Linked DNA regions of Homo sapiens: regions 2 and 3 are each linked to region 1. Evidence: chromatin loops called from intact Hi-C (ENCODE). Cell type or tissue: endothelial cell of umbilical vein. All regions are shown on one strand. Each heading gives the region's core, and the rest is flanking DNA. Links, peaks and the distances in the headings are about the cores only.

The links. Hi-C counts contacts between places; a loop is a spot of excess contacts. Peaks named below come from ENCODE experiments on the same cell type or tissue, not always from the same donor. Only the 100,000 strongest peaks of a DNase experiment are listed, where the experiment ranks them.
Region 2: a loop joins it to region 1, with 9 times the contacts of the local background. A loop is called at or near these places in 19 of 110 quality-filtered maps.
Region 3: a loop joins it to region 1, with 21 times the contacts of the local background. A loop is called at or near these places in 23 of 110 quality-filtered maps.

What each region holds. Positions count from the first base shown.
Region 1 is chr17:1,256,915-1,262,222 of GRCh38, reverse strand. No RefSeq gene overlaps it. Among named protein-coding and RNA genes, the nearest start is that of BHLHA9, 11 kb to the left of the region's middle. In endothelial cell of umbilical vein, for the core only: a CTCF peak has its summit at 2,936 (motif pointing left); a DNase peak (open chromatin) is centred at 2,842; H3K4me3 peaks cover 1,040 bases.
Region 2 is chr17:1,121,963-1,124,462 of GRCh38, reverse strand. All of the region lies in intron 2 of ABR (ABR activator of RhoGEF and GTPase), which reads left to right. Among named protein-coding and RNA genes, the nearest start is that of ABR, 57 kb to the left of the region's middle. RefSeq lists enhancers at 422-963, 964-1,506. In endothelial cell of umbilical vein, for the core only: a CTCF peak has its summit at 1,342 (motif pointing left); a DNase peak (open chromatin) is centred at 1,352; H3K27ac peaks cover 932 bases.
Region 3 is chr17:1,642,567-1,645,066 of GRCh38, reverse strand. SCARF1 (scavenger receptor class F member 1) reads left to right here. Exons shown (of 11, transcript NM_003693.4): 3 at 132-233; 4 at 1,100-1,625. Among named protein-coding and RNA genes, the nearest start is that of SCARF1, 1.9 kb to the left of the region's middle. In endothelial cell of umbilical vein, for the core only: a CTCF peak has its summit at 1,465; a DNase peak (open chromatin) is centred at 406; H3K4me3 peaks cover 1,696 bases; H3K27ac peaks cover 1,311 bases.

The DNA of each region.
Region 1 (5,308 bases), core at 1,611-4,110:
GGAGCTCTGGGACTCACGTGCATCCTCCATCATGAACAAGAGGAGAAGGGAACCACCCAGGAAGGTCGCTCCTAAAACCCTGACTCACAGACACTGAACTAACACATGTTTATGGTTGTCTTAAAGCAGTCGGTTTTGAGGTCACCTGTTCTTCACAAGACGTAATGAATGCAGCAGTTCAGGCTTTCCTGCAGTCGACTGAGTTCTCTGGTAACTGTGAGCAGGACTGATGCGTGCCACCTGCAGGCCCACCCATACGAACTTCCCACCCGAACCTCTGCAGCCTCCATGCCCGGTCCTCTTGGCCTCAGGTCCCCTAGGCCAGCCATGGGGGCCACAAGCTGAAGACGGCAGAGGTACAAGAGGAAGAAGTCTGGGGCCCTCAATCATGGCTGGGGGATTGCTGCCCAGGAATACCACCTGACCAGAGACACCACATGAATGATTCCATGAGCAGGAAATAAATCTTCATGTTTAAGCCACTGAGATTTGGGGATTTATCCATTACAGTACCTAAAGTCACCTTAAACTAATACTCTTTCTTTTTTTTTTTTTTTTTTTTTTGAGTCGGCGTCTTGCTCTGTGGCCCAGGCTGGAGTGCAGTGTCGAGATCCCGGTTCACTGCAACCTCCGCCTCCCGGGTTCAAGTGATTCTCCTGCCTCAGCTTCCTGAGTAACTGGGATTACAGTCATACGCTACCACACCTGGCTCATTTTTGTATTTTTAGGAGGGACAGGGTTTCACCATGTTGGTCAAGCTGGTCTCGAACTCCTGACCTCGTGATCCTCCCACCTCGGCCTCCCAAAGTGCTGGGATTATAGGCATGAGCCACTGCGCCCGGCCTAATACTCTTTCATACAGAATTTTTTTTCCCCCAGGCTGGATTGTAATGGCGTGATCTCGGTCACTGCAACCTCCACCTCCCCGGTTCAAGCGATTCTCCTGCCTCAGCCTCCCAAGTAGCTGGGACTACAGGCGTATGCCACCATGCCCAGCTAATTTTTGTATTTTTGGTAGAGATGGGTTTTCACCATGTTGCCCAGGCTGGTCTCAAACTCCTGACCTCAAGTGATCTGCCTGCCTCAGCCTCCCAAAGTGCTGGGACTACAGGCGTGAGCCACCTCACCCAGCCTCATATAGAACTTTAGAGAGAATTTTTAAAGCACTTTCATAAACTCCCTTTAAATTGGATCCTCCTAACTCCTTGTGAGGTAGATAGGGCAGAATGCTCTTTTATCAGTGAGGAGAACTGAGGCTCAGAGAGGCTAAGACGCTTGCTCAACGTCACACAGCTCATGGGTGGAGCAGGAAGACAGCGAAGCAGGTGGTAGGATAACCTAGTCCAAGCAGGTTAAGCTTGGAGGACAGAGACGAGGTGTATGATTCCTGAACCCACTACTTATTAATCAAGGGAACTTGGGCAAGTCGATCACTTCTCTTTTCATTTCTCCATCTGCAAAATGGGAACCGTAAGGACTAACTTTCAGAGCTGCCTGGGGAGGTTCGGGAGAGAATATATATACACACAAGATTCCTGGCACCCAATAGGCATTCAGTAACTATTTGGAGAGTTGATACAGCGTTTAGCACAGCTGGGCACACAGTCTCTCCATTGCCTTAGCCATGCGTATTATTACGTTTATATTTTATTTACATAGGAACATGTTACGGTTGATCACGCTCCAGACTGTCATTTCAACAAGGCCCTGAGAACTTGGGAGCCCCTCAGGCCTCCTGGAACCCGTCCGGGCTCCCCCAGACATGCCCAGCCCCCGCGCAGCATGCGGCCCGCCCCCCCCATAAATCAGGCCCCGCGACCTGTAATTAACAAGCCGCGGTCCCCATCCCAGGGGCTTCCTGCGCCCCCCCCCCGCCTCTCCAGGAGTGGGGCGGGGGCGGGGAGCTGGGGGGTCCCTCCACCGCCCCTGATTTATGGGCCTCTGTGTGAAGGAGATTTATGAGCTAAGACCGGGGCCGGGACGCGTCGGGAGGCGCCCCAGGGGAGGGACTCGGGGGTCGCCGCCGCCTGAATCCCGCCGCAAGTGGGGGTCGCGGGAGGGGCCGAGGCTGCGGACCCCGCTCCTGGCGCTTCCCTCGGCTCCAGCCTCCCAGGGTCGGGCTCTGAGCTGGGGCGCCCGCGTTGGGGGATTCTTCACGGTCCTTGTTATCCGTCGCCCCGTTTTCAGATGAGAAAACTGAGTCTCAGTAAGTTTCCCCTGACTGCAAAGCTTCCGTTCTCAATTACTTTATTTATTTAATTTTTTTTTTTTGAGGCGGAGTCTCGCTCGGTCTCCAGGCTGGAGTGCAGCGGCGCGATCTCGGCTCACTGCAAGCGCCGCCTCCCGGGTTCACGCCGTTCTCCTGCCTCAGCCTCCCCCGAGCAGCTGGGACTGCAGGCGCCCGTCACCACGCCGGGCTAATTTATTTTTGTATTTTATTTTTGTAGAGATGGGGGTGGGGTGGGTCTCATTTTGTGGGCCAGGCAGGTCTCGAACTCCGCCCGCCTCGCTTGGCAAAGCGCCGGGACTACAGGCTGAACCGCGTGCCCGGCGGGAACTGGGCTCCTCTCTTTGGCATCTCTCCCCACTCACTCCTTTTCTGTCCCTTTTGATCGGCTCCTCTTCTTCCGACAATCCCTTAAAGGTCAAATGTCTCCTTTCAGCTGCAGCTTCTCTCCCGACGTTCAGAGCCGTGTTCCCGTGTCCGGGTGACCGTTCCGCAGACATCTCCACCCAGTTCCCACACTCTGCTCCCTGGCTCCCCGGCTCCCCACCGGGGTGAACGAGCAAAGGAACAAAACCATCGCCCACCCTCCCACCGCCTCCCGCCATCATTGTGGCGGACTCAGAAGGGAACTTTTTATTCCTAGACTCCAAACCTTAGCAACTTTGGAAAGAGAAACGTGGGGCGTGAAGAACAAAAGTGGAACCCCGGCGCCCTCTTCTGGTCAGAAAGTGGAACTCCAGGCCGGGCGCGGTGGCTCACACCTGTAATCCCAGCACTTTGGGAGGCCTGGGCGGGCGGATCTCTTGAGGTCAGGAGTTCGAGACCAGCCTGGCCAACATGGCGAAATCCCGTCGCTACCAAAATACAAAAATTAGCCGGGCGTGGTGGCGGGCGCCTGTAATCCCAGCCACTTGGGAGGCTGAGCCAGGAGAATCGCTTGAACCTGGGAGGTGGAGGTTGCAGTGAGCCCAGATCACGTCACTGCACTCCAGCCTGGGCGACAGAGCAAGACTCCATCGTCTCAAAAAAAAAAGAAAAAAGTTGAACCCCATGAAGCGCTCAGTTCAGGCCTCTTGTTGGGCTAAGGCCCTGCTGCTTGGTGCTGTCCACCTGGGGCTGCCCCTGCAAAAGCTGAAGTTTTATGTCTTGTCATCTGTGCTGGGAGAGGAAGCTGCTCTTTTGCGCTGGTCAGGTTCTTCCTGCACTTCTCTTGGAGGACCTTCAGGTCTTCATCATGTACAACCCGCAGTTTCATTGCACGTAGCCCACCTCTCCTGTCTCAGAGGAAAAATTGATACCATCAGATGCGAACCCTCAGCTTCCTGCCTGGGCCCACAAAGAGATCTGTCTGCACCCATTTGCACGTCCTGCTGTCTGAAGATAACCCTGCTGCTGGGGCGGTGGGGGAAGCATCTCCACTCCCACCCTCACAGAAGGTACACTTTGAGCCGCTAGCTATTATTCCCTCTCTCCAGTTGCTTTTTGATCTTTCATGGGTTTTTGGGGGGTGTTTTTTTGTTTTTTGTTTTTGCTTTTTGAGACAGGGTCTTATTCTGTCACTGAGGCTGGGAGGCAGTAGCATAATCACAGCTCACTGCAGCCTCGACCTCCTGGGCTCAAGCAATCCTTCCACCTCAGCCTCCCGAGCAGCTGGGATTGCAGGCATGCGCCACCAAGCCCGGCTAATTTTTTGTATTTTCAGTAGAGATGGGATTTCACCATGTTGGCCAAGTTGGTCTCGAACTTCTGACCTCGTGATCCACCCACCTCCGCCTCCCAAAGTGCTGGGATTACAGACGTGAGTCGCCGCGACCGGCCACCCATTTTTTGTGCTTTAATGAACGTTATTTTTTAGAATGATTTTAGATGTACAGAAAAACTAGGCCGAGCGAGTGGCTCCTGCCTGTAATCTCAGCACTTTGGGAGCCTGAGGTGGGTGGATCACTGGAGGTCAGGAGTTTGAAACCAGCCTGGCGAACATGGTGAAACCCCGTCTTTACTAAAAATACAAAAAGTAGCCAGATGTGGTGGCACACACCTGTAATCCCAGCTACTTGGGAGGCTGAGGCAGGAGAATCGCATAAATCCAGGAGGTGGAGGTTGCAGTCAGTGGAGACTGTGTCATTGCAATCCAGCCTGGGGGACAAGAGTGAAACTTTGCCTCAAAAGAGAAAGAAAGAAAAAAAAAAGATGTACAGAAAAACTGAGAAGCGAATACCAAGAGTCCCCCATGTATCCTGAACCCATTTCCTTGTTATTAACATATCACATTACTGTAGTACATTTATTACAATTAACGAATCAATATTGTCATATCATTATTATTAAGAAACCCTGTCTCTACGAAAAATTAAAAAATTAGCTGGGGGTGGTGGTATGCATCTGTAGTCCCAGCTACTCAGGAGGTTGAGGTGGGAGGATCCCTTGAGCCCAGGAGTTTGAGGCTGCAGTAAGCAAAGATCACGTCACTGCACTCTAGCCTGGGCGACAAAGCGAGACCCAGTCTCTAAAAAGTAGAAATAGGCCGCACGCGGTGGCTCATGCCTGTAATCCCAGCACTTTGGGAGGCCGAGGCGGGTGGATCACCTGAGGTCAGGAGTTCAAGACCAGCCTGACCAACATGGCAAAAACCCGTCTCTGCTAAAAATACAAAATTCGCCGGGTTCGGTGGTGCATTCCTGTAATCCCAGCTACTTGGGAGGCTGAGGCAGGAGAATTGCTTGAACCTGGGAGGTGGAGGTTGCAGTGAGCCAAGATCGTGCCACTGCACTCCAGCCTGGATGACAGAGCAAGACTCCATCAAAAAAAAAAAAAAAAAAAGTAGAATTAAAAAAGGGGTTTCAGGCCTACAAGGAGTCAGAAAAATTTCCCTCATGTGCATGAAATTGAGGCAGGTGAACATGATCAAAGAGATCAGAACTGCCTCAGAGATAGGAGTCTGGCAGGTGAGGGAAAGGAAGAAGGAAGTGCTGGGCAGCCGGGGAAGCTTGGCGAGGGGTGGACTGGTGAGCATGGGGCGTCAGCCTTTGTCCCCCGACCCCCACCCGCACACATACAGCCGGATGGGCCCCGGCTCTGTGG
Region 2 (2,500 bases), core at 1-2,500, 140 kb after region 1:
CTGGGGGTTGTTTGCCTGGAGCTGGTGGGGGAGAAGAATCCAAGCCGGTCCTCTGTGGGGGGTGTGTGTTGCAGGAGGCGGTGGGAGTGCCCCATCCTTGCTTGGTCCTGCTCGTCCGGGTGTGTTTTGTAGGGGGTCTCCGTCCTGCCTTCTGACGTCCCCAGAGGAGCAGTCGCTGAGATGCCACGGGCTGCCTCTTCTTCCTCCAGGGGCTAGTGCCCCCCCACCCCAGCTGAGGCCGCCTGAACCCTCCCATTCTTGAGAACCCCCTGCTCCTTCCAGCCCCCCCGGCCACCCTCCACCCCCCACAGAGCTCTCACCCCTCTTCACACACCGGGGTGGCTGTTATAGCCTTTGGCAACAAGGGCCTTGGCAACGGGCTTCCCACTTGGGGGAAGCCACATTGCTGCCATGGCAACAGAGGCCGAGGCCGAGTTTAGCGGCAGTCCAGGCGTGCACCTGTGGGAAGGGCTGGCGGGGGGCAGGTGGGAGGCAAGGGGGCCGGCGAGGGGGTTGGTCAGTGTGTTGTTGACCTGCCCTAAGACGGGAGGCGGGTTAGAGACAAGCGTCTCGGACCTGCGGGGGCAGGGTTTTTGCCCTGGTTCTCCTGGAGGCATTGGGCTCAGGGTACAAATAGTAACCCAAGGAGGCAGAGCAGGTGTTCAGGGACCTGAACGGGGGCCAACCAGGGGAGAGCAAGGAGGAGAAGACTCTCGCTCCCATCTCTGCCTTCAGCTCTCAAACCACAGCAGGGCTCAGAGCCCCGCCCGGGGGGACTCAGCTCTCACCCCACTGTGAGCAGCTGCAGGAAGATGCTGCGGAATCCCGGTGTGGGGCCAGGGTCTTTGCCGCTGCCTGTCCCCGCGCCACCTCCCTCTTTGCTCCCTGTCCCTGTGCCCTGTCCTTGTCGCGTGACCACCATGACTGGTTTCCGTGTCCGTCGATTTTCCGATTCCTTTGGTGCTGGCAGGTGCCTTCTCTCGGGAGACAGATCACGGGCGTCACGCACAGATGCCCCCGCCTGGCGCTCCGGGGCTTCGGGGCAGAACTTGACTTGGTGGCTGTGCGTCTTGCTTGGTGGCTCACGAGGGACTCACTTGGCTTGAGGACCTTGAAATCCAGAGATGCTAGAGTGACTGCCCCCTAAAGTGCTTGTGGCCCCCAGGGTTGATGTTTACACCATCGACTAGAAGCCACGCAAGGCAGGAGTAGGGAGCACTTGTCCAGCCTGGGGATCGTCCGGGCAAAGGTCCCATCCGCGGCACCTGCCTTCCCTCCTCAGGGAGCGTTTCTGCCCTTTCTGCTGGGTCACCGGCCCCACCTAGTGGACTCTGCAGGGATTGCTGTTTACACGGGGTGCCTGGAGGGAGCTGACGCCTCTTCCTGAGTACTTGGGGATGTTTTGGTTAAAAACACTATTAATAAAAGACCGAGGTTTCTGCGGCTTGGCTGTGCTTATTTGGCCAAACAGGTCCCCTCCCCTACCAGGCTTCCTGCTGGGGCCTTGGGAACAGGGGGGACTTCTGGACCAAATCAGACAATTGTTGTAGATATTCAGATATCTGGCTTCTGGCACCGCCTTATCGCTGGGCCTTCCACGCCCAAATATGCAGCCAACGGGAAGCCCAAGGTTGAGTCTTTGTGTTAGTCAGTGTTCTCTAGAGAAACAAAACCAACAGGGTGTGTGCGTTATCTGTATCTATATCTACATACGAAGAAAAGTATTAGAAGGAATTGATTCAGGTGATTATGGAGGCTTAGAGGTCCTAATCTCTGCAGTCAATAGCTGGAGACCCAGGACAGCCAATATTGGTTCCAGTCCAAGTCCAAAGGCCTGAGAGCTAGGAGAGCCAGGGATGTAAATTCCAGCTCATAAGCCAGTGGACTCGAGGCTCAGGAAGAGCCAGTGTTTCAGTCCGAGTCTGGAGGCTGGAGGAGGCCAACATCCCAGCTCACGCTCAGGTAGTCAGGCGAGAGGAGCTTCCTCTTATTCTGCCTTTTTGTTAATTCAGGTGTTCAGTGGATTGGATGAGGCCCACCTACACTGGGGAGGAGTCTTTTTACTCAGTCCACCAATACACATATCAACCTCATCCCAAATGCCTCACAAATATGTCCGGATTAATGTTTGGACAAGTATCTGGACACCTTGTGGCCTAGTCAGGTTGGCCTAGAAAATGAAGTGTCATACTATTATTCCTTCAGCCACCCAGGATGGAAAGCAGATAAGCTTTGCGCAGATGAAAATCTATTACTCTCAGGCTGGGCGCGGTGGCTCACGCCTGGAATCCCAGCACTCTGGGAGACTGAGGCAGCCAGATTACCTGAGGTCAGGAGTTTGAGACTAGCCTGGCCAACATGGTGAAACCCTGTCTCTACTAAAAATACAAAAATTAGCCGGGCGTGGTGGCACATGCCTGTAATCCCAGCTACTCAGGAGGCTGAGGCGGGAGAATCACTTGAACCTGGGAGGTGGAAGTTGCAGCGAGCCGAGATCTTG
Region 3 (2,500 bases), core at 1-2,500, 380 kb before region 1:
TTCTCCTGTGACGCACCCCCAGGCCTGAAGGGGCACCTCTTGAGGAGGCATGGCCCCTGGAGCCAGTGAGAGGGCAGGGGTGTCCCCTGGTCCTGCTCCCGTCTTTCCAACCTGGGTGGGGTGTCTTTCAGCCATCTGTGAGGGGCCGGACGCCTGCCAGAAAGACGAGGTGTGTGTGAAGCCGGGCCTCTGTCGATGCAAGCCTGGATTCTTTGGGGCCCACTGCAGCTCCCGTGAGTCTCAAGGGCCAGATGAAGTTGCTGGGCAGAGCTGGGTACGGGGGCAGTGGTGTGGGAGCAGGCGAGGCAGGTAGCCATGCAGCCTCAGGACAGCAGGGCCAGAATCCCCCCCAGCTTCACTGAGGAATTGCGGTCCAGAGACAGGAAGTGACACACACTCCCGGGAGATGACCTGAGTCACCGGGTTTTTACCCACATCCACAAAGCACTGCCCACCTGAGCATCTTCCTCTTCCACTTCTCAGAAAACCTGTGATTCCCCTTCATTGTAAAATGAGTGTATTACTTGCCTTTCCCACATATACCTTATACATGGGCAGTGGATGGAAGGGGGCCCCTGGCTGGGCTCTCTGCCCTCTCTGGCAGAAAGAGAGGGAAGGGAAAGGGGTTGGGAAGCAGGAGAGCCAGAGGGTGGGCATCAGGAATCAAGGAATCACTAGGGGAAAGGTGGCTTCTCCCGACACCCTGGCGGGCAGTATCCAGGCCTGAGATCAGGAGAAAGCCAGCTCTCCTCCAGCCCAGCAGAGATCCATCTCGGCAGGGAGGAGCAGGCATGGAGGAAGGCCCACCAACCTCGGTGCCACGCTCTGGGCAAGTCCCCTGCCCACTCAGGATCTCTGAGTGTGTTCTGGAATGTGAAGTGGCAGGCTGAGCCTCCCACTAATGGCTAAGGGTTTTCTGTAGGTCAGAGCGGAGCAGGAAGTGAGTGTTGCCCAGGACAGGCTGCCGGATGTTCTGAGGGTCTGTCCCCGGCTCTTGGAGGATGGGCCCAGCGCCCCTTTTCCTTGAGGAAGGGGACGCAGGGTAAGGGTCTGCGCGCGGCCCTGAGCCCGCTGACCCCTCCCGTCCCCACCCCCGCAGGCTGCCCGGGCCAGTACTGGGGCCCCGACTGCCGTGAGAGCTGCCCCTGCCACCCGCACGGCCAGTGCGAGCCAGCCACGGGCGCGTGCCAGTGCCAGGCCGACCGCTGGGGAGCCCGCTGCGAGTTCCCGTGCGCCTGCGGCCCCCACGGGCGCTGCGACCCCGCGACCGGCGTGTGCCACTGCGAACCCGGCTGGTGGTCGTCCACGTGCCGCCGCCCGTGCCAGTGCAACACCGCGGCGGCGCGCTGCGAGCAGGCCACGGGCGCCTGCGTGTGCAAGCCGGGCTGGTGGGGGCGCCGCTGCAGCTTCCGCTGCAACTGCCACGGCTCCCCGTGCGAGCAGGACTCCGGCCGCTGCGCCTGCCGGCCGGGCTGGTGGGGTCCCGAATGCCAGCAGCAGTGCGAGTGTGTGCGGGGCCGCTGCAGCGCCGCCTCCGGCGAGTGCACCTGCCCGCCCGGCTTCCGCGGAGCGCGCTGCGAGCTGCCCTGCCCGGCAGGCAGCCACGGGGTGCAGTGCGCACACAGGTGAGCGGGCGGGGCGGGGACAGGTGGGCTGGCGGGGCGGGGGCGGACACAAGTGAGCAGGCGGGGCGGGGCGGAGACAGGGGGGCGGGGCGGAGACAGGGGGCGGGGCGAAGACAGGTGGGCGGGGCGGACACCGGTGGGCGGGGCGGACACCGGTGGGCGGGGCGGGCACCGGTGGGCGGGGCGGACACCGGTGGGCGGGGAGGGGGCGGGGTGGAAACTGGTGAGCGGGCAGGGTGGGGGCGGGGCGGGCACAGGTGAGCGGTCGGGGGAGGGGGCGGAGGCGGACACAGGTGAGCGAGGCTGCGCGGAGACCTGTGAGCGGGCGGGGCGGAGCGGAGACAGGTGGCCGCGGCGGGGCGCCGGGAGGAGGGGTCAGGGCTTCGCGGTGCTCCTCTCAAAAAACATACAAAGCAGAGGAACGAGAAAGGGGAAAAGTCGGATAGGTGGGGTGGCTCACACCTGTAATCCCAGCACTTTGGGAGGCTGAGGCGGGTGCATCACCTGAGGTCAGGAGTTCGAGACCATCCTGGCCAACATGCTGAAACCTCGTCTCTACTAAAAACACAAAAATTAGCCGGGCTGCGCCTGTAGTCCCAGGTATTCGGTAGGCTGAGACAGGAGAATCGCTTGAGCCCTGGAGGCGGAGGTTGCAGTGAGCCGAGGTCGCACCACTGCACTCCAGCCTGGGCCAGAGAGCAAGACTCCGTCTCAAACAAAACAAAACAAAAACTTTTAAAAACGCTTTGTTGCCCCAGGTCCAGCCTCACCTGCTCATTTCATTGATTACTGCTGTGCAAAATATACTAGCACTGCTAGCAAGCCATATGTAGGTAATAAGTGGATCGAGTCCAACAATGATAGACTGGGTTAAG